Regions from separate parts of the Homo sapiens genome. Here all the other regions are linked to region 3. A link is a loop called in an ENCODE intact Hi-C map of the cell type or tissue named here. Cell type or tissue: B cell. All regions are shown on one strand. Links, peaks and the distances in the headings refer to the core of each region. The heading gives the core; the rest is flanking DNA. Region 1 overlaps EHMT1 (euchromatic histone lysine methyltransferase 1). Region 2 overlaps EHMT1 (euchromatic histone lysine methyltransferase 1). Region 3 overlaps EHMT1 (euchromatic histone lysine methyltransferase 1).

Region 1 (8,569 bases), core at 1,413-3,912, 63 kb before region 3:
AGACTGTCAAGCGGTCTCTCTGGGCGCCCAGGTCAGGTCAGCGCCAGCCCGCGCTGGGGGAAGCACTGCACTCACACGACACAGTCGTAGCGGTTCTCCCGGGCGGCAATGTGCAGTGGCGAGTCTCCGTGGATGTTCACGGCGTGGAGGTCGCACTTGGCAGCCAGCAGGATCTCGGCTATGTCCACGCAGCCGGAGAACGCCGCCCAGTGCAGGCAAATGTTCTCCTCCTGAACAGACACAAGCCAGAGCTCAGTGCAGGCTTCCTGCTGGCTCACAGTGCTGGGGCTGGGCCACAGCAGCTGCAGCCCATGTGCCCGGGGAGAGGCTCTGGAGCATGCGTGGCCGTCCGCAGCAGGGCCAGGTGGAAAGGGTGCCACAGGTCACCGGATGGGAACCTAGCGCCCATCTCAACTCTGGAAGGCACTTCGTTTCATGTTTTGTTTGTTTCATTGTAAAAATAACATAATTATAAAAGTAGCATAATCACAGTAAAGAATAAAAATAGGGAAAAGGTCATCCAGAATTATATCAACCTACACTCAACATATTAACACTTGGAGGCACTTTTCTTTCATGTATTTTTAAAAATTATATTCATTTCCAAGCAGGGGTATAGTCATAGGATAGGATAATGCTTTTGAAAGATTTGAAAAAAGGACGTGCAAATTTGATTAAATTAAAATTTTGGGCCGGGCATGGTGGCTCACGCCTGTAATCCCAGCATTTTGGGAGGCAAAGGCAGGTAGATCACCTGAGGTCAGGAGTTCGAGACCAGCCTGGCCAACATGGTGAAACCCCGTTTCTACTAAAAATACAAAAAATGAGCCGGGCGTGGTGGTGGGCACCTGTAATCCCAGCTACTTGCGAGGCTGAGGCAGGAGAATTGCTTGAACCCGGGAGGCAGAGGGTTACAGTGAGCCGAGAACGTGCCACTGCACTCCAGCCTAGGCAACAAGAGCGAAACTCTGTCTCAAAAAAAAAAACAAAAAATTTTACTTTAAAAAAGGCCTCTTTTAAATAAAACAAATAAAATTTGGAGAAATACTTGTGCCACATGTAAAATATAGATGATTTATAATCACACAGTAAATTAGAACACTGTAATTCTGAAAAAATATGTGCAAAGGAGAAGAAAATAAAAAACGTAGGTAAGAAAAAGATGAACGGTAAACATAAGAAAATGTTCAACTCTGCCAGGCAGCCAAGAATATAAATCAGAACAATGAAGTATCCCTAACTCTATCGCCCCAGGGATAAAACAGCGATAAACGGAATGAGGAACACGCCCACGCTGTTTCCTAAGCCTGATGCCCACCTGTCCCTGACCCTTCGTCATCACCAGAGGCTCCCAGGTACTGAGGCCTCCTCCAGTTGGCGCCGTGCGAGGAGCGCCTTTCACGCAGGGCGGCATCGGAACCGCCTCCGGACCCATCACCGACGGTCCACGCGGGGCGGCATCGGAACCGCCTCCGGACCCATCACCGACGGTCCACACGGGGCGGCATCGGAACCGCCTCCGGACCCATCACCCACAGTCCACGAGGGGCAGCATCGGAACCGCCTCCGGACCCATCACCGACGGTCCACACAGGGCGGCATCCGAACCGCCTCCGGACCCATCACCGACGGTCCACACGGGGCGGCATCGGAACCGCCTCCGGACCCATCACCCACAGTCCACGAGGGGCAGCATCGGAACCGCCTCCGGACCCATCACCGACGGTCCACACAGGGCGGCATCGGAACCACCTCCGGACCCATCACCGACGGTCCACACAGGGCGGCATCGGAACCGCCTCCGGACCCATCACCGACGGTCCACACAGGGCGGCATCGGAACCGCCTCCGGACCCTTCCCCCACAGTCACTCAGCTTCCGGACCTTTCCTTTACTGAACACTTGGTTTATGTCTGTTGGTATATTTCTGGAATACAATGCCAGCAAATATTTTAGTGCTTTTCATTTTCTACATTATTTCTCAAGGATGCATCCTCAGAGGCAGGATTGCTGGATTAAAAGCACGTGAGCGTTTCACGTTCCTGAAGTGTGTTCTGCTCTGCTGGTGTCTGGGAGCGCCGGCTGCAGCCTCCTTCCCCTCGGGAATGGTCAGCGATCTTCCCAGATGCCATAAACCAAGCCCCGCCTGACTGACCGCTTTGCTGCGGCGGCTGAGGAGGCTCGGGGCCCAAGGCAGACCCCTGCAGGGGTGCGGTCTCCACCCCGCAGGCTCTGCTTCCATTTGAGCTCTGCCCCGCCTCCCTCCGAGGGCGCAGGGCCGCCGCCACATCCCAGGGACTGGCTCTGCAGGTAGGCAGGGTCACCCCCAAGAGAGAAGGACGCGGGCTCTTCTGAGACACCCTTGTGCTCTCACGCAGTCCCCCTCCCAACTCCACACCGTGCAGCACCGTCAACCCTTCCAGCTCAGTGAAGGCGAAGAAAAAAGCAGAACAGAAACCGAGTGGCCTGGTCTCCAGCATCTTCATCCACAAACGGCCAGCCCCCGGCATGGGCTTCACTGTTCCCTTGACTTCTAAAAGAGAAAACTAAAAGCGAACTCCGTGTGTAGGCCTCAGTGGATTTCCTGAAGAGCCTCTGCTGCTCTTGGGCTCCTCCACCCCTCTGCTCTTTGTTTCTGGCTTCCCTCCTCCATACATTTCAGAGCTCCTTGAACAAAAGGCTGCTTGCTTAGGGGCCTCTTTTCTTTTTCCTTTATCAGAATGATTTATGATTTTATAACCAGAATTACATTTTTTATTTTTTTTTAGAGGCGGAGTCTCACTCCGTCACCCAGGCTGGAATGCAGTTGGCACGATCTTGGTTCACTGCAACCTCTGCCTCTGGGGTTCAAGCGATTCTCGTGCCTTAGCCTCCCCAGTAGCTGGGATAACAGGCTCATGCTACCAGGCCCAGCTCATCATTTTGTATTTTTAGTAGAGTCGGGGTTTCACCATGTTGCCCAGGCTGGTCTCAAACTCCTGACCTCAAGTGATCTGCCACCACGCGCCCCCCCCACCCCCCGCCCAGAATTACATTTTTGAGAGCTTCCAGTTCACATAAGATCCTTCCACTCTGGGACTGTTCAAACGCCCAGCCTTTCTGAAGTTGGCTGAGTTACGACAAGCCTGGCCTACAACTGGTGAGCAACCGCACTCCTGAAACAATGGGGTGATACAGACCAGAACAGGTTTACCTTCCCACCTAAAAGAACCAGAAGAGTAAAACAAAACAGTCAAAACCTATGACCATGGTTGTCAAGACACCAGACACCAGGCAGGGAAGGACCGTGCCCCTGAGAGGCGAGTCTGTGAGGGAGCCCGTGGCTGCCCAGCTCACTGCCACCAGAGCTCCAACCATGGCGCAGGGGGTAGGCAGGCAGGGCCCCCGGATGCTCAGACAGAAAACAGAGCTCCAAGAGAGGTTCCAGAGATCTGTGCACTTCCGGCAGGAAGTGGGTCATCCGGCAGGACACTAGCGGCCACAAGCCTGTTGAGAATGTGCACTCAAAGCCGGGGCCTTTCCCCACAACCAGGCAGGCCACACTCTCCATCTACAGGCTGTGGGCTGGAGGACAATGGACGGACCTGCCTCGGTGGCTCCAGACCCACCTAACAAACCTGAAAAGCAAAATCCAACATGATCTGACTGCTTTCAAGTGACTGAGTTCCAGAACAAAGTTCAAGAACATTCACACGAAGAAGAGTCCTTAGCACCATACAAGTTTTGCAAAACCCACCCACATCCTGGCATCGGCTACAGGTTACCAGATGTGCAAAGGAACAGGAAACATGACCCACAATGGGGAGAAAAACCCAGTCAATCAAAAAGCCCGGCTTTGACACAGATGCTGGATTAGCAAACAAGGTCATTAAAGCCATTGGTGGGCTGGGTGAGGTGGCTCACACTTGTAATCCCAGCACTTTGGGAGACCTTGGCGGGGGAATCACTTGAGGTCAGGAGTTCGAGACCAGCCTGGGCAACGTGGTGAAACCCCGCCTCTACTAAAAATACAAAACTTAGCCAGGCGTGGTCGTGCGCGCCTGTAATTCCAGTTACTCGGGAGGCTGAGGCAGGAGAATGGCTTGAACCTGGGAGGCGGAGGTTACAATGGGCCAAGATTGCACCACTGCACTCCAGCCTGGGCAAAAGAGTGAAACTCTGCCTTAAAATAAACAAATAAATAAATAAATAAATAAATAAATAAATAAATAAGTAAATAAAGCCATTGGTATAACTGTATTCTATAGGTTCGAAAGTTAAGTAGAAACATGTTAGGAAATGTTTGAAAGACTCCAACAGAACTTTTAGAGCTGAAAACGACAATGCCTAGAATGTAAGCACACAGACCGGATGAGCTCAACAGCATCACGTGCAGAAGAAAAGATGAGTGGACTAGAAGACAAACCAACAAAAACCTGCTCAACTGAAACACAGAGGGAAAAAATAATAATTTAAAAATTGAAAAGAGCACCAGTGAGCTGTGGAACCACTCTGAGAACTCCTACATACACAGCTGGAATACTGGAAAGCGTGGTGGGCAGAAAACATTATTTGAAGAAATAATGACTGAAAAATTTCCAAATTTGTCAAAAACCCTAAATCCACAGATCCAAGAAGCTCAATGAACCCTACGTGCACACACACAAAATAACACCAAAGCACTTCAGTAATCAAATTGCTTTACAGACAAACTAAGGCTTAGAGGAAAATCCAATTGCTAAAACCAAGAGATACAGAAAAAACATTTTAAAAGCAGCCATATAAAAAAGACACATTATACACAGAGAAATAACTGTGTGGTGGCACTGGATTTCTCACTGCAAACACTGCAGGTGAGGACCCAGGGAAACCGCCATTTAAAGCATTGGAAGAAATAACTACGCATCCAGAATTCTAAGAATATCTTTCAAAGATGAAAGCAAAATAAGGACTTTCCAGGCATTAAAGAGCTGTAAGAGGGCTGGGCACAGGGGCTTACGCCTGTAATCCCAGCACTTTGGGAGTCCGAGGCGGGCGGATCATGAGGTCAGGAGTTTGAGACCAGCCTGGCCAACATGGTGAAACCCATCTCTACTAAAAACACAAAAATTTCCCGGGCGTGGTGGCCAGCGCCTATAATCCCAGGTACTCAGGAGGCTGAGGCAGGAGAATCGCCTGAAACCTGGAAGAAGGCGGTTGCAGTGAGCCAAGATAGCACCACTGCACTCCAGCCTGGGTGAAAGAGCAAAACTCCATTTCAAAAAAAAAAAGCTGCAAGAGCTCATCACAAGCAGACCAACACCACAGAAAAGGTAAAGGGAGTGAGGCCAGCGGAAGGGAAGCAACATCAGGAGCATGAGCCCACCAAGGTGGAGAAGCGTGGCAGGGACAGGGATGGGGATGGCAGGAGCAACTGCAGAGCTCTTCTGCAGTCTTTCAAACAGACCACTCGGCTGGGCGTGGTGGCTCATTTCTGCAATCCCAGCACTGTGGGAGGCCAAAGCGGGCAGATCACCTGAGGTTGGGAGTTTGAAACCAGCCTAGCCAACATGGTGAAACCCCCATCCCTAATAAAAATACAAAAATTAGCCAGGCGTGGTGCCATGTGCCTGTAATCCCAGCTACTTGGGAGGCTGAGGCAGGAGAATCGCTTGAACCAGGGAGGTGGAGGTTGCAGTGAGCTATCGCACCACTGCACTCCAGCCTGGGTGACAGGGTGAGACTGTCTCCAAAAAAAAAAAGAAAAAACCAGGCCGGGCACAGTCGCTCACACCTGTAATCCCAGCACTATGGGAGGCCAAGGTGAGTGGATCACGAGGTCAGGAGTTTGAGACCAGCCTGACCAAGATGGTGAAACCCCGTCTCTACTAAAAATACAAAAATTAGCCAGGCGTGGTGGCTCGTGCCTGTAATCCCAGCTACTCAGGAGGCTGAGGCATGAGAATAGCTCGAACCCGGGAGGCGGAGGTTACAGTGAGCCAAGATCATGCCACTGCATTCCAGCCTGGGCGACGGAGCAAGACTCCATCTTAAAAAAAAAAAAAAAGACCACTGACTGTTTAAACAGAATAACTACATGGCTATTATGGTGTTCAGAACATATATATGTGTAAAATATAGGAGAATAGCAGTATCAAGTTTGGGAGGAGAAAAATGATTTTGCAAGACCTACTGTAAAGCTACATCAGTCAAGAAAGGACAGTACTTGCCTAAAGGCAGATATGCAGATCAATGCATCAAAAGAGAGGGCCCTGGAGCTGACACACACATCTGGACGACTGACTTTACACACATGTGGACAACTGACTCTGACATGTGGACGACTGGCTCACACATGCGGATGACTGATACATACGCAGACAACTGACATGGATGACCAACTCATACATGTGGACGACAGACTCACAGACATGCAGATGACTGACTCATACATGCAGATGACTGACCCTTACATGTAGACAACTGACACACATGTGGACTGACACATGGACGACTGACAGACATGCAGATGACTCACACGTGGACGACTCACACGTGGACGAATGACACATGCAGATGATGGACTCACACATGCGGATGAGAGACACACACATGCAGATGACTGACTCACACATGCAGACTCTCACATGTGGACGACTGACAGACATGTGGACTGACACATGTGGACGACTGACAGACATGCAGATGACTGACTCACACATGGACAACTGACACATGTGGACACACATGCAGATGACTGACACACATGGACGGACTCATACATGGATGACTGACAGACATGCAAATGACTGACACATGTGGAATAACACATGGGTAACTGACTCACAAATGCAGACAACTGGCTTTTGGCAATGGTACAGAGTCAATTCTATGTAGAAAGAATGGTTTTCTCAACAAATGGCACTGAACTAGGCATCCATAAGCCAAAAAAAAAAAGTTCAATCCATACCTCACACCACATACAAAAGTCAACTATAATAAAACACAGACCTAAATGTAAACCCCCAAACCATAAAACTCGTATAAGAAAATGTGGGAGAATATCTTTGGGTTCTCAGATTAGGCAGTGATTTCTTAAACAGAACGCCAAAAACAGGATCCAGTTAAAAATAAAGAAAAACGTTGATAAACCAAACTTTATAAAAACTTTTAAAATTCTGCACTTCCAAAGACAGATCTGTAAACCATATATCTGATAAAGGACTTATATCCAGAACATGAACTCTTAAAACTCCAGAATACCCAATAATAAGCAAGAAAAATATTTGAACAGACACTTCATTAAAAAAGATATATGGATCGTAAATGAGCCCATAAAAAGATGCTTAACATCAACTGTCATTAGAGAAATGAAATGAACTGAAAACTAAAACCACAAGATATCACTACACACCTATTAAAATGGATAAAAGTTAAAGACTGACCATGCTAAGTGTTGGGAAGGATGCGGAGGAACCAGGACTGTCTGATATGGGTTGGCTCTGTGTCCCCACCCAAATCTTGTCTTGAATTGTAATCCCCATGTGTCAAGGGAGGGACCTGATTGGATTATGGGGGTGGGTCTCCCATGCTGTTCTCATGTGAGTGAGTTCTCACAAGAGCTGGTTTTAAAGTGTGGTACAATGCTCCTCAATCTCTCCTGCCACCATGTAAGACGTGCTTTGCTTCTCCTTCACCTTCTGCCATGATTGTTAAGTTTCCCGAGGACCCCCCAGCCACGCTGAAGGGTGAGTCAATTAAACCTCTTTTGTTTATAAATTACAGTCTTAGGTAGAACCCTGATAGCAGTGTGAGAACGGATGAATGCACTCTCATACACTAGAGATGGTACAATCACTTGGAAAGCAGTTTGGCAGGTTTTTTTTTTTTTTTTTAATTTTTGAGACAGGCTGGGGTGCAGTGGTGCGATCTCAGCTTACTGCAGCCTTGACCTCCTGGGCTCAAGCGATCTTCCCACCTTAGCCTCCCGAGTACCTGGGACCACAGGTGTGTGTCACCATGCCTGGCTACTGGCAGTCTCTGAAAATGTTAAGCCTAGACACCTGTCATATGTTCTAACCATTCTACTCCCAGGGGTTTAATCAAGAAAAATGAAGGCATGAGTATTCACAGCATCTCTCTTAGTAACCACCAAAAATCAGAAACAACCTAATGTCCACTGATAGGTGAAGGGTAAACAGACACATTCACACAATGGGCACTTCAGGCAACGAAAATGGGGATCTCGGCTTAAGGACGCGAGGGAAAGCTGCCCATGGTGAGAGCCCTTTTCTATAAAACCGAGACACGCAGACAACAGAAAGCCCAGCAATGGGTGGCAGGGGTGGGCTGGGCATGGCTGTGAAGCGCGGAGGATCACCTGAAGATCATCAGGGCATGAGGGAGGACTGGGCTCACTCTTCCGACAGCAACAATGGCTTCTGGGTGAAAATTCACCCAAGTGTGTACTTTGAATATATGCAGCCTACCTATTATACAGCAATAAAGTGGTTAAATTAATGAAGTGTTTCATTGTATAAATAACAAACTTGAAATTTAATCAATGCTTCCATTCTGGGGGAACAGCCACCAGCATCAGAGAGCTAACAGC
Region 2 (8,569 bases), core at 2,436-4,935, 80 kb before region 3:
GGAAGAAACTTCTGGGATGTGCCAAGTATCATACAAGGGACAGCCCCAGCTGACTCCAGAGGGGCGAACCAGGAAAAGACATCGGGGAAACTAGGAGTCTGTAGATGAACCTCACGTGACGGCAATCTCAATCTCGTCAGGCAGCACTATTCACAGGCACACTCTGACGTCACTGGGGGTAAAATGTCACATTTGTAACTAACTTTACACTGTATCAGCAAAAAAGGATGAAACAAATAAAGCAAGATACTAACAACCATCAAGTCCAAGTGGGGGAATAGGAGTCTCCACTCTCCTGATTCTCTCTGCTTTCTGGTATGTCTGAAAATTTTCACAATGTGTGGTCAAAAAGGAATTGCAAAGGCAAGAAAAAGGAATCTCTGAAGGAAGTGGCAGAGAAGTAAAACATTTTTCTTCTATTTTTTAACTAAGTAAGAGACCTGAATGCCTTTAAAATTAGGGAAGAGGCATCAGAGAAGAACCTGTGTGGAGAAAGTGCTGCCGCAGGTGAGGAGGTGCAGGTGGCAGACAGGTGGTGGCAGTGGGCGCACGGCACGAGCTCCAGTGGCAACGTCTGTGAGACCAGGGCGGGGGCCTCCCCGTGGTGCCTGGATGCCCCACCCGGGCTCTGTACAGACACCCGGGCCTGGTGCTTGGAGTGGACCTCACTACAGGTGCTCACTTCACTTCGCCAGAGGCAAAAGAGGCCATCTGGGAGGGCCAGGCCCATCTGGGCTCTTCCCAGGATTCCTAGCAGGCTCCACAAGCCCCCACGCAGCAAGCAGGAGGGGAGGCACAGAGGCGGCAGCTCTCCAAGGTGCTGAACTGGCACTGCTCAGAGCCACCAAGGGCTCATTGCAGACATGAGGCCCCAGGGCTGGGGACTTGCTATTCCTGGTCTTCTCATTTTTGTGGTTTTTCTGTCCAGAACCACCGGCCTTAGAGATGCTCTAGTGCAGTGCGTTAAAAATAACCCTCCTCCCACCCTGAGAACCTTCCAGCTCTGCACCAAGCGTCACTTGGGCCGTGAGTGTGGGATCTGTGGCTGCCCGGGAGACGTGGTACCTCCCCCACCCCGCACCCCCGCAGGAGCACACTTTGTGGCTTCTCAGGACGAGCCCCTTTCTCAGTCTGACCCCAGGAGCCTCCGCGTGACCCTAGAGGTCATGGGGTCTCGAGACCCTGTGCTCTGCTTGGCCTCACTGCCCAGACCAGAGGGGCCTAGAGTCAGGATGTGGCCTTGGCAATGGTCATGCCTGATGACCCAGCCCAGACTCCCTGAGGCCACACACACATGTGGCAGCCTGGCATGTGCTGCCCCCCACCCCCCACCCCAGGGCATGTCCAGGGCATCTTTGGGGACAGGGTGTGGGTTCCATGCACCCTGAAGAATGCAGAGGGGCTCCTCCTGGGCACACCCCTCTGACCCCTGCTGATGCCCCTTGTCACCGGGACTTCCCTGATGCCCGCCAGCACCCCCCTGGGGCCTGTGGATGGTCACAGCACAGGCTGTAGCCCCAAGAGACAAAGGGGCCGCCCCCATGGGCCATCAACCTTGCCCATGGCCTCCCACTGCGTGCCGTTCGTCCACGTCCCTCCCACGATGGCAGCCGGGCCGACCACCCCGTCGCACCCTGTCGGCTGGCACAAGGAGCCCCTTCACACAGGGGCACGGCCTCCCCTAGCTGCTCCTACGGTTCAGAGGCTTCAGATCCCAGAACCCTCAAAGGAACGGACACCGCTGAGGGCTTTAAATGTACCCTCCTGTGCTGCTCTTCCAAGGTTTCTCTGATGAAGAACCTTCCACCTAGGTTTCGGGCAAGCACACCATGGAGAGGGCTCCCTGGGGCGCCAAGTTGATGGGAGATTTGAACAAAGGCCTAAAGAAGGTAAGGACCGGGAGGGCGGGTGGGCAGGATCCCAGAGGGCATGTTCAACAGCTCCAGAACAGCATGAGGGAGTGCGAGCAATTGTGACAGCAGTGGAGGGGGGCAGTCAGTGGGGAATGGGCTGTGCAAGGTTTGAGCCAAAAGCAGAGGGCTTGGGGTCCCTGTAGCCCCAGGCTGAGAACAGATGGCAACACCAGGGCTGGGGCAGACCCAGGGGTGGGTGCCCACTGCAATGGTCCAGGAAATACTTTGAAGGCAGAATCAGAAAGCTTCCTGGCACCCAGAGATTTTGGCGCTCAGGTGGACAGGGGTCTGGGGTCTGGGGTCCGGGCGTGGGTCAGAGCTGTAGCAGACACCTAGGAGGCTTTGGTGTGTTCGTGGCTCTCCACATCCCCAAAATGAACAAGAACCGTACCTGGGCCTGTGTGTCCATGGCTGAGAAGTGAGAGGGTGCAGGGAGGAGCAGGGCTAGATGCTGCTGCCTCGGGTGGGTGGGGACCAGAGCCTGCCCTGGACTTAGGGACACTCATGGGAGGCGAGGCCTGGCTGCATCTGGTTGCAGACAGACTGGAAGGCAAGGAATCAGGCGAGTGTGGCAGCTCTGGGGCATCAAGGAGTGTGGAGAGTGCTGACAGGATGTCCCTGAGGAGGTGAGGGCAGGCGTGGCTCCAGACAGGAGAAGGAAGCACAGAAAGTCCATGCCATGGAACAGGTGTGAAGGCACAGCACAGACGTGTGGGGGAGGAGGCGGGGACCCCCCGGCCAACATGACAAGCGAGTCAAGGAACTGAGAGCCTCCAGCAGCGATCTGATGGAGCAGTATTGTGCCTGTTGAATGTGACAACTTAAAAGCAGCCTGGTAAGTTGCAGTCCTTATTTTACAAAAGGATTGGCCCACAGTGAACTGGGAATATGGAAATGGCCCTTCCACACAGACAGTTTGGGAGGTGCGGCCCTAGGTGAGCAGGAGGAACCTGGCCAGTGAAGGCCACAGCCGCATCAGCAGGGAGACAGGCCTGTGTGCACAATGCTGCCATTAGGAGGTGGTTTCGAAGCCCCAGCAAAGCTCTCCCCTCTCCTCTGGGCTGCGGCTCCACCCGCCTGTCTTGGTCTCACTGGTTATCACGCAGTGAGAAGGCAGGGTCCCTCCATGAGCCAGGCGGTGGGGTCCTCCTGAGAACCAAACCAGTAGGTGCCTTGACCTTGGACTTCTGGCCTCCAGCACTGTGAGAAACCAGTCTGTTGTGCAGTCTATGGTGTTCTGTTACAGCAGCCTCAACGGACTGAGACAGGCCCCAGGAACCAGGGCCACCTGGAGGCTAAAGTCAGCTGGGGTGACAGAGGCCACGGCCTGCAGCTTAGCTCTGAGGCCTCCTGGTGCCTGGAAGTGGACCGGGGTGACCCAGTGCATCTTCTTCAAGCAGGTTTGAAAATACAATGTCTGGCACTCAAACAAAACTAACCAGAAACATGAGGAGACAGGGAAAGAAGAAGATAAGCAGCAAAACAGATGCTAGAAACAGACCTACAGAGATGCCAGATGCTGGAAGGAGAGACCAGGGCAGGAGATATGGCAGCAAGGAGACGGCACAGAAACAGGAACACACCGCCCCACCCACCCACCCCCTATGGACCCAGACTGACCACACAACACAGCACTGACGCCACATGGTTAAAATACACATAAATTATTTCCAGTAACAATAGCATATAAATCAGATATTCACATTAACAGAACAAGGAGAAAAATCATAGGCTTATTTCAATAGATTTTTTTAAATGTTCAACAAAATTCAACAACAATTCATGAAACTCTTTGGGACAGAAAAGAGAACTTTGTTATTCTGATAAAAGCATCCCGACGCCTGCACAACAGCATCACGGGAAACAGTCCTGAAAGGCCACGCCTCCTCCCTGACACTGGGCAGCCCCGCCGGTGTAGACGACAAGAATGAGAAGTGAAACCAAGGGGACCGGGGCAGCCTGCGTGGTGATGACACGGGCACACACACACAAAACAATGGACCCACACATATCATTACACTTAATAGGTGACTTTAGGCCACAGGTTAAAGAGTTAATTTTAAAAACCTACTCTATTTCTATCCATCAAGCAACAAGAGGAAAAATATGCCTCCTTCAAATACAAGAGCATCAGGGTTTCTGAGATGCTAAGGGCTCCTGCTTCTGACTGTGATGGGTCAGCTGGTGCTGCACTTGCCCTCCCACCCAAGACTGATGGCCCAGCCAAATCCACAGGACACAAACAGAGGTGCCCAGGGTGGCACCTCTGGGCAGTTTCTCATACAGTTGAAGGTCACTCACACATGACCCAGCCAGGAAATGGTAAAGGCCAGATGGCATGTGATTCCACTTACATGATATTGTGGAAAAGGCAGGATTGCAGGAAGCAAGTCAGCGTGGCCGTGGCTCGGAGTGGGGAAGGCAGGTGCCCGTGAGGAGAGGGAGTCGGCCCACACACATGTAGAATTCTAAGGCAGCCCCAAGAGTCTCCCTTGTATCAACCCATCCCCTTGAGCGTGACTTGCTTCTGGCCCACAGAATGTGAGGAAGGCAGCGTGGCAAAGCCCCGACATTCTCCTGCTGGCCTTCAAGAAGAGAGCTGCCTCTAGGAGCTCAGAGCACCCCCGGTTGCCAGCCAGCAAGGAAGCAGAGGCCTCATCCTGCAGCCAAGGAAGTGAATTCTGACAACCCAGGGAGCATTTACAAAAGGCCTGAAGCTAACATTAGACAGGGTAAGGACACCTCTTCCCCCAGTGCCGGGAAGAGAACAAGCATTATGCCCGACCTTCCAGAAAACAAAGCTGCACGGCTCAGAACGCGAGAAGAAAAACTGTCTTTACTCACACATGACGTGACCACATGTGCAGACAAGCCTAATAGTCCAAAAAGTGAGTAGAATTCATACATTTAACAAGGTCAATGCACAAAAAAATCAAGTATTTCCGCATTATTTCCAACAAACAACTGGAAGATGAAATTTAAAAACAATACTGTTTATAATACATGAAAAGTATGATGTGCTTAGGAATACATTTAACAAAACACAGTGTAAGATCTACATACTAAAAGCTACAAGGCTCTGCTGAGAGAAACTCAATATCAAACTCAAAGACAGCTGGGCCACCTACAGACACAGGGTCAGAAGGCTCAATGCGATAATGGCCAGCAGATTTAGTGCAGTCTCAGCAAAAATTCCAGCAGCCTTGGCCTGTACTGACGCCCGGGCTCTCAATTGTCTATGGAAATGCAAAGGACATGGAGGAGCAAAACAGTTTTGAAAAAAAAACCGAGTATGAGGAGTATGAGGACCTAACACTACCTGGCTCCAAGCTTTACTATCAGTCAAGAGAATGTGTCATTGTTTGAGGATCAGCAAATAGATCAAAGGAACAAAACATGGTCCAGACGTAGATCTCCATCAGCTGGTATAAGCAGAACTAGTGGTGCTGGATTAACTGTCCACATGGACACAAGTGAACCTCAATCCTTACTTCAAACCCACATCTTTGAGAGACAGGCCAGGCTGGAGTGCAGTGGCTCGATCACGGCTCACTGCAGCTTCAAACTCCGTCTCGGCCTCCAGAAGTGCTGGGATTACAGGAGCGTGCCAGTGTGTCTGGCCTTAACTTGCATTTTTACATAAGACTTCTAAAAAAAAAGGAGAAAATCTTCACAATCCTGGGATAGACATGGAATTCTTAGGACATGGAAAGTAATAGAATTTCAAAATTCTGCTTCCTGAAAGACACTGTTAAGAAAGTGAGGAGGCAAGGCACAGACTAAGAAAATATTCACATCACACACATATTTATATGTACATCAGAGTCAGAAGATGGAAAGAGCTCCTACAACTCAAGAAGACAAGCAGCCAATTAAAAAACAGGCAAATTGGCCAGGCACAGTGGCTCACGCCTGTAATCCCAGCACTCTGGGAGGCTGAGGCGGGTGGGTCACCTGCAGTCAGGAGTTCGAGACCAGCCTGGCCAACATGGCGAAACCTCGTCTCTACTAAAAATATAAAAATTAGCCAGGCGTTGGGCCGGGCGTGGTGGCTCACGCCTGTAATCCCAGCACTTTGAGAGGCCGAGGCGGGCGGATCACGAGGTCAGGAGATCGAGACTATCCTGGCTAACACGGCGAAACCCCGTCTCTACTAAAAATACAAAAAATTAGCTGGGCGTGGTGGCGGGCACCTGTAGTCCCAGCTACTTGGGAGGCTGAGGCAGGAGAATGGCGTGAATCCGGGAGGCGGAGCTTGCAGTGAGCCGAGATTGTGTCACTGCACTCCAGCCTGGGTGACAGAGCCAGACTCCGTTTCAAAAAAAAAAAAAATTACCCAGGCGTTGGCCGGGTGCGGTGCGGTGGCTCACGCCTGTAATCCCAGCACTTTGGGAGGCCGAGATGGGCAGATCACAAGGTCAGGAGATCGAGACCATCCTGGCTAACACGGTGAAACCCTGTCTCTACTAAAAATACAAAAAATTAGCTGGGCGTGGTGGTGGGCGCCTGTAGTCCCAGCTACTCAGGAGGCTGAGGCTGGAGAATGGGGTGAACCCAGGAGACGGAGCTTGCAGTGAGCCGAGACTGCGTCACTGCACTCCAGCCTGGGCGACAGAGTGAGACTCCGTCTCAAAAAAAAAAAAAAAACAATTAGCCAGGCATGGTGGCCGGCGCCTGTAGTCCCAGCTACTCAGGAGGCTGAAGCAGGAGACTCGCTTGAACCCAGGAGGCAGACGTTGCAGTGAGCCGAGATTGTGCCACTGCATTCCAGCCTGGGCGACAAGAGCGAAACTCCATCTCAATAAACAAACAAACAACAACAACAACAAAAAACAGGCTTTTTTTTTTTTTTCGAGATGAAGTTTTGCTCTTGTTGCCCAGGCCTACAGTGCAATGGCATGATCTTGGCTCACTGCAACCTCCACCTCCCAAGTTCAAGCAAGTCTCCTGCCTCAGCCTCCCGAGTAACTGGGATTACAGGCATGCGCCACCACACCCGGCTAATTTTTGTATTTTTAGTAGAGACGGGGTTTCACCATGTTGGTCAGGCTGGTCTCGAACTACTGACCTCGTGATCCGCCCGCCTCGGCCTTCCAAAGTGCTGGGATTACAGGCGTGAGCCACTGCGCCCGGCCCAAACTGGCAAATTTTAAAAATTACTTCACAAAAGAAGTAAAAGGATGGCAACACACATATGAAAAGAGGCTCTTCATCAAGCATCAGGACAGCAAATCTAAGTCACAGTGTTTGGAGCTCTCACTCACTGAGGTGGGAACGGAAGTGCTATAACCACTTTGGAAAACTAGCGGTTTCTTTTAAAGTTAAAGGTACCCCATCATATGAGCCAGTAACTCCACCCCCATTTACTCGAGAAATAAAAATTCATGTCCATTAAAAACAAGTCTATGGGAGTCACAGCAGGTTTCCTCGTGATGGCAGAACTGGAAAGGACGGAGGCCCACCCACAGGCAAGCAGGCATAAACCAGCAGGGAGGCCAGGTGGGTCACCGTCCAACAACAGAAAGGAACAAACCACTGACACGTGTAGCCACGTGGGCAAATCACAAAACATGCAAAGCCGGACACAGGATTCCGTTTATAGAAAATGTGAATGCAGGTGGAACTCATCCACCAGGATGGGCAGGGGAGAAGGAGGGACTAAGGGCTCACAGGGGATTTGGGGGTGACAGAAATGCTCCATATCTTGACTGTGGCATTGATTACACTGGGATGTACATTTGTAAAAACTAAAACCATATACTTGAAAGTAGTTTGTTTTACTGTATTTAAATTAATTGCAATAAAGTTGATCCAAGAGAAAAAAATTTCAAAAACCTATTTGATTTAAAAAAATCCAACAAAACATATACAAGACCACACCACAGAAAACCATAAAATATTACTGGGGGTAATTAAGAAAGATCTAACAAATGAAGAGATATACCATGTTCATGAACTAGTAAACAAGGTAGTAAATGCCTCATTTTTCCCTAACCTGACTGACAGGTCTAATACAATCCCAATCAAATCCCTACAGGAGCTTCTGTAGAACTTGTTAAGCTGACTTCAGAACTTACATGAAGACCAAAAAGAACAAGACACAAACTCTATGGTGAAGCTGGGCACAGTGGCTCACTCCTGCAATCCCAGTGCTTTGGGAAGCCAAGGTGGGAGGATTGCCTGAGGCTAGGAATTTGAGACGAGCCTGGGCAACACAGTGAGATTCCATCTCTATAAAAATAAAATAAAAAAATTAGCCGGGCATTGTAGTGCACACTTGTAGTCCTACCTACTTGGGAGGTCAAGGCAGGAAGATCACTTAAGCCCAGGAGTTCAAGGCTGCAGTGAGCTATGATTATGCCACTGCACTCCAGCCTGGGCAACACAGCAAGACCTGGTCTCTTAAAAAAAAAAAAAAAAAAAAAAAAAGGCCGGGCGCAGTGGCTCATGCCTGTAATCCCAGCACTTTGGGAGGCCGAGGCAGGTGGATCATGAGGTCAGGAGATCGAGACCATCCTGGCCAAGATGGTGAAACCCCACCTCTACTAAAACTACAAAACTTAGCTGGGCGCAGCCAGGCACAGTGGCTCACGCCTGTAATCCCAGCACTTTGGGAGGCCAAGGCAGGCAGATTACGATGTCAGGAGATCAAGACC
Region 3 (6,105 bases), core at 3,606-6,105:
TTATCTTTTAAAGATCCCTACTGAAATATCTGCTCCAAGACAACCCACGTGTGGAGAACGAGGCCAAATGCTGGAGAATGCTCACTGTCCTCTGTGTGTTTGTGCAGCTTGAAATTTTCTAGAGAAAATCTTTAAAAATATCCCTAGACATTTATTGATTTTACTGATAATGCTGACACTACATTTTCTAATTGGTTATTGCAGCTATACAGGAAAATAACTGGTCTTTATGTCTTGATCACATGTAAGGTCAGCTTAGGAGCTGTAATAGGTTTTGAGCTGATTTTGCTAGATGTTTCAGATGGATGAGTATATTCTCAGCAAACTCTTCTCTCTTGTCTTTTAAAATATTAATGTTTATTTCCGGTTCTTCTCTTACAGAATCAGCAGGAACAGTCAATGCTGCCGCATTCGTGTCAGAGGTGAAAGCAGCAGCCTCTCCTCCCTTGCTTCACGACTGACCATCGAAATGTTCTAACCCTTCTATAAGCATTCCGACACTTCAGTCGGCTTTGACAGGAGTTTTCATGTCACTGGACAGGTTTCTTATTTTAAAAACAAGACAAGGCAATGAAACCACCAATTAACAGCAGACTAACACCACAGCTAACTCCACTTCCTTCCAAAACTCTGGCAAAGCGACTTTTAAGGAAGGAACAAGAGCTTCTTTATAAGAGGCTGCTTGATCACTGTGCATAAGACAGCTGTAAGGAATCAAGTGGAAGCTGAAAACCCAAGGAGATTAGAAAGAGAAGGGGTAACCACTGACATCAGAATTAAGAAGAGGCTGGGCGCCATGGCTCATACCTAGAATCCCAGCACTTTGGGAAGCCAAGGCAGGTTGATCACATGAGCCCAGAAGTTCAAGATTAGCCTGGGCAACATAGTGAGAGGCTGTCGACTGAGAGAACCTCATCTCTACAAAAAAATTAATTAAAAAAAAAAATTAGCTGGACATGGTGGCGCATGCCTGTGGTCCTAGCTACTTTGGAGGCTGAGGTGGGAGGATCACTTGAGCCCAGGAGGTGAAGACTACAATAAACTATGATTTGCCACTGCACTCACTCCAGCCTGCACAACAGAGCAAGACACACACACACACAAATAATAAAGTAAATAGGGAACTTAGAGTCTGATGCAGGTGAACTGAGAAGGCTGACACCCAAGTGAAACAGGAAAAGAGAAGCCAGGAGCAGGCCAGGAGCTTCCCACATCTGTCCTGGGGGTGGGTAGCAGGTCAGGAGCAGGCCAGGAGCTTCCCACATCTGTCCTGGGGGTGGGTAGCAGGCCACAGACCAAAAGTTGCCTGTCCCCCACCCAGCAGGACACAACTCTGGACACCAGGCTCACTAACAGATTCAGGCTAAGAGGGGAGAGGGTCCAGCTCTCCCTTCACCAGCACCCAGAGTGGCTGCCGCACCAGCTGTCAAGCAACAGGTTCTGGCAAGTGGCTTCTGAGCAGAATGGCTAAACCGGGTACTGTTTCAGTGAAAAGGCAGGCCACATGCAGAAGAAGGAATCATGTCGACTACACAACAAGGGCTTGTTTCCAGGCCAAAGAACCCCTACAAAACATGTTTCAAAAAGGACAAACAGCCCAGTAGATAAATGTTTGGGATGTGAATAGGCACTTCACAAAAGGCATCCAAATGGCAAAGTAAGTATGTGAAAAAGTATTCAACCTTCTCATAAATCATGAAAATGCAAATTAAACTGAAAACGTAATGCCACTATCTGCTCGTTGGAGTGGCAGCACCGAGTGTGGCCGGCACAGCAGAGGGGATGCTCCGAGGCGGTGGGGAAGAAGGCAACCTGAGCAGCCACCGTGGGGAGCCGCATGGCAGAGTCCATGGAGGCCAGCACAAGGCATGGCGGTTCCGTTCCCAGTGGGTACCTGGGGCAACACCTGTATGAGGGTGCTGGCAGCAACCTCCTCCAGGACGGCCCCACTGGAACCACCCACAGGCCATCCACAGTGGGACGGACACAGACACGAGAGCAGCCATACAGAGGAACCTGTATGGTCGCCTCCCTGGCCTAAGGCCCCGCACACTCTGAAATAGCACCAAGAACCATAAAGAACGTTTGTTAATACAAGTATCTATTAACATGTACTGTAGTAGAAATTTAAGCTGAGACATGTTCAAACTACAAGGACACAGTGTCAGCCACCACAGCAAAGCCGCCATCACATGTAATTCCATGAATGATAGTGAAAAAGGCACCCAACATCTGAGCATTAGTATGATAACAGTTTTGATCTGCAGACTCTCCCAACAGGTCTCAGAATGCCCCCACCCAGACCACTTTGAAAACTACTATTCCATAACAATGAAAATTAACTAATAATATAAATAAATCCCAGAAACACAACGTTGAGTAAAATAAGCCACACTCAAAGAAAAAAAAGAAAGAATGCATTCTGTGTAATTCCATTTATAGAAAGAACGAAATCAAACATGACCATCCTACAGGGTTAGCACTTCAAACACGACCATCCTACAGAGTTAGCACTTCAAACACGACCATCCTACACGGTTAGCACTCAGGAGAGGGGTTACTTTTGGGGATGGGAGGTCAGTGGGCTTCTGCAGTGCCACCAGAATTCAAGGCTTTGATCTGGGTGGTGGCCACACAGGTACGTCATTCTTCCATCATTACTCAACTGTACCGTTGTCATACATGCAATCACAATGTAATCCCCCCAAATTCAGAAAACAGAAAGCGGACTGAACTTTATAAAATGCCTTTTTTAAAAACACATATACGTTGTGTAGTTTTTCTCATTTATTCTGTTAACCTAGTAAATCCTGGTCTTTAAATAATCTATTTCTAGTAATGAATCACTCTCATCCTGGGGTAAGCCCTACTTCCTTACAATCATTATTTTAATATGTCATTGCATTTGATTCATATTTTATTTAGGAGGCCGGGCGCAGTGGCTCACGCCTGTAATCCCAACACTTTGGGAGGCCGAGGCAGGTCGATCACTTGAGGTCAGGAGTTCAAGACCAGCCTGGCCAACATGGTGAAACGTTGTCTCTACTAAAAATACAAAAATTAGCTGGGTGTGGTGGTGGGTGCCTATAATCCCAGCTACTCGGGAGGCTGAGGCAGGAGAATTGCTTGAACCTGGGAGGCAGAGGTTGCAGTGAGCCGAGATCGCACCATTGCACTCCACCCTGGGTGACAGCGCCAGACTCAGTCCCAAAAAAAAAAAATGTATTTAGGACTTTTGTATTTAGGATTTAGGTGACTTCAGCCTATATTTTAGTCTCAGAATGGGCTAGCGTACTTTTCCTATCCTTCTCTATTCTCTGGAGCCACTTACGTAACGAAACTATCACTGTTGATTGTCAGTGCCCATCTAGTTAAGGCTGTTCCTGCCATCTTGTTCTGTTTTACACTGACCACATTTTCTTCTTGGCTTTGCTTTTGTTTCTTGATTCTTTTCGTGCCTTGACAGTCATTTAATGTTTTACTTTATGACAAATACCTAGAGTTATTCAGTGTCCAGTTCCTCTAGAAGATGAGAACCTCAATCGAAAGAGAGAATCGAGAAATAGACTGAAATTAATATCCCATATGGTACATGATAAACGTGGTGTTGTAAATGAGAAGGGAAGAAATGTCAGTCAGTAAGTGGAGCTGAAACCTAAGCATTTTAAGGGAAGCCCTGGGACCCTTACCTCACATTTTCTTTTAAAAGCTTTATTGAGATATAATTAATATGTCATAAACTTCCCCCATTCTGAGCAGCCCTACCTGATATTTTAATTCTATATGAATCAAATATTTATATACAAGAATGAAATAAAAGAAGTATTAGAAGATAGCATACATCAATTCATTCAAAATCAACAGTGAGAAAGGTTTTTATCATAATTAGAACACAGAACTCAGAAATCATAAAGAAATTGATTAGTACCTGGGAGTTCTGACACTACAGACAAGGTCAAAAGACAAAATCGGCTGGGCGTGGTGGCTCACGCCTGTAATCCCAGCACTTTTGGAAGCTGAGGTGGAAGGTTCACTTAAGCCCAGGAGTTCAACCAGCCTGGGCAACACAGTGGGATCCTGTCTCTACAAAAAATAAAAAAACATCAGCTGGACATGGTGGCACGTGCCTGTAGCCCCAGCTACTCAGGAAGCTGAGGCAGGAGGATCGCTTCAGCCCAGGAGTTCAAGGTTGCACTGAGCGTGATCACGCCACTGCACTCCAGCCTGGGCAACAGAGTGAGACCCTGTCCCCAAAAAATAAAAAACAAAACAAAAAACCCAAAATCCACCTGGGGAAAAAACCTCCATTCATACTGGAGCCAACAGATCAACTCTTCGTTGACAAAAAAGATCGTCAGACTACATTCAAAAGATGCAAAATCCAGAAGAAAAATGAGCAGGGGCTATTTAGCAAGCGGCTTACAGAGGAACAAACACTGGTGGCTGGCTGCTCAGCCCCAGGCATGACTCAGCAATGAAGAGCTGCTGGACTCCAAGAAGGCAGCCCTGCTGGGGAAGGTGAGGAAACCACACCCCTCAGGTCTCTGCAGGTGGAAGGATACAGTCAGAGGTGGCCTGGTGACATCAAAGTGCTACACTGTAAATGCAGACAGCACTTATGAGCCTCCGGCATACTCAGCAAAACTGTGACACTGAATACCCCTTGTAACTTGACAGAAAGAGCGTAACACAGCTGAACAGACAGTGCACTGGAGCGACAGACACGTGTGTGCAGAGACCGCGGCAGCTGCTGGGGTAGCTGCTTCCCCACGGTGCAGTCAGGGCTGCCTGTCCTTCGGGGAGGGCTGGGCTGTGCTGGGCACGTCTAAGGAAGTTCCTGTAGTGACTGTTTCAGAGTGCCAGAGCCACCAGGACAATGGGGTGATGATGCTGTGTTTTCTTCCTCATGCTTCTTCATATAAGAGGAGAAAAAACTAATAATTATCTTAAAATAAAAAATTTTTAAATCCTCTTTAAATATCTAATGGTAATATTTCCAACGAATTTTTAAATAATCAAGCTACAACCTGGGAGCAACATTCAAAAATTTGCCCTAAAACATGCTAAAAATGTACAACAGACTTTGAAATTGAAGCAAAAGGAAGAAAACACATCCCCAAAACTCTGACAAATGATAGAAAATGCTTTGTATACATTCAGGGATACGCCATAGCACACAAAGCTGACTGAAAGGGGAAAAACCTTAACCACTAAAATTATGCATTTTCCAGTAAGTCACTATTTGGATGAACTCACCTGGACTGCTATTCCTACTGTTAGTTTTGGAATAACTTCTTAGATACAAGATTGCGTCTAAATAAACATGGTTGGACACACTCGAACAATAAACCACAGATTTGCATGTCAACTTGATTCTTAACTTTCCACTGTTCGTCCTTATGAAATGCGTCACTCCTAACTGACCCCTCAGAACTGAAAAAGCATGAATGTAACTCCGAAACTGTATGTCTAAGAACTTCCTCAGTTTCCCTGAGACACTGGCCCAGGTGCCCATACCTGGCCAGGGGCAACAGCACCGCTGTGACAAGGCTGGGGCCTTGGCCCGTGCTGGTGCTTGTCCTTGGGTGGACACAGGATGAGGCTGTCTGTGAAGAGAGCACGCCTGGCCCATGTGTGGTGTCCACAGTGCAAGGTGGCAGGCCACGCAAAGCCAACCACAAACGAGCACACAGCAAGCCGCCAATCAGCACTTCAAGCTGTCAGCAATATCATTCCTGTCAATCTAGAGCCCAGAACAAGTTCAAGAGGGCGGGCGCCGTGGCTCATGGCTGTATTCCCAACACTGGGAGACTGAGGCGGGAGGATCACTTGAGCAAAGGAGCTCAAGACCAGCCTGGGCAGCAAAGCGAGTCCCCGTCTCCACAAAAAAATTTAAAAATTAGCCAGGCATGGTGGCGTGAGCCTGTGGTCCCAGCTGCTCGGGGGGCTGGGATGGGAGGATCATTGAGCCCAGGAGGTTGAGTGCAGTGAGCTATGATCGTGCCACTGCACTGCAGCGTGGGTGAAAACAAGACCCTGTCTCAAAAAAAAGAAAGAAAGAAAACACAGAAAAAAAAAAGAGGTTTACTTCAATGAATGATGTAC

The links. Peaks named below come from ENCODE experiments on the same cell type or tissue, not always from the same donor. Only the 100,000 strongest peaks of a DNase experiment are listed, where the experiment ranks them.
Region 1: a loop joins it to region 3, with 4 times the contacts of the local background. A loop is called at or near these places in 2 of 110 quality-filtered maps.
Region 2: it touches region 3 in a loop (3-fold over the local background); 2 of 110 quality-filtered maps call a loop at or near these places.

The regions. Positions count from the first base shown.
Region 1 is chr9:137,803,122-137,811,690 of GRCh38, reverse strand. EHMT1 (euchromatic histone lysine methyltransferase 1) reads right to left here. Exons shown (of 27, transcript NM_024757.5): 19 at 76-230. Among named protein-coding and RNA genes, the nearest start is that of MIR602, 31 kb to the left of the region's middle. RefSeq lists an enhancer at 2,541-2,620. In B cell, for the core only: no CTCF peak of the experiment used is centred there; a DNase peak (open chromatin) is centred at 2,450.
Region 2 is chr9:137,821,092-137,829,660 of GRCh38, reverse strand. The region is part of intron 25 of EHMT1 (euchromatic histone lysine methyltransferase 1); the gene reads right to left. Among named protein-coding and RNA genes, the nearest start is that of MIR602, 13 kb to the left of the region's middle. In B cell, for the core only: no CTCF peak of the experiment used is centred there; a DNase peak (open chromatin) is centred at 3,830; H3K27ac peaks cover 1,563 bases.
Region 3 is chr9:137,744,280-137,750,384 of GRCh38, reverse strand. All of the region lies in intron 6 of EHMT1 (euchromatic histone lysine methyltransferase 1), which reads right to left. Among named protein-coding and RNA genes, the nearest start is that of MIR602, 91 kb to the left of the region's middle. RefSeq lists enhancers at 1,335-1,834, 4,268-4,487, 4,678-4,727, 4,878-4,927. In B cell, for the core only: no CTCF peak of the experiment used is centred there; DNase peaks (open chromatin) are centred at 4,704 and 5,334; H3K27ac peaks cover 2,169 bases.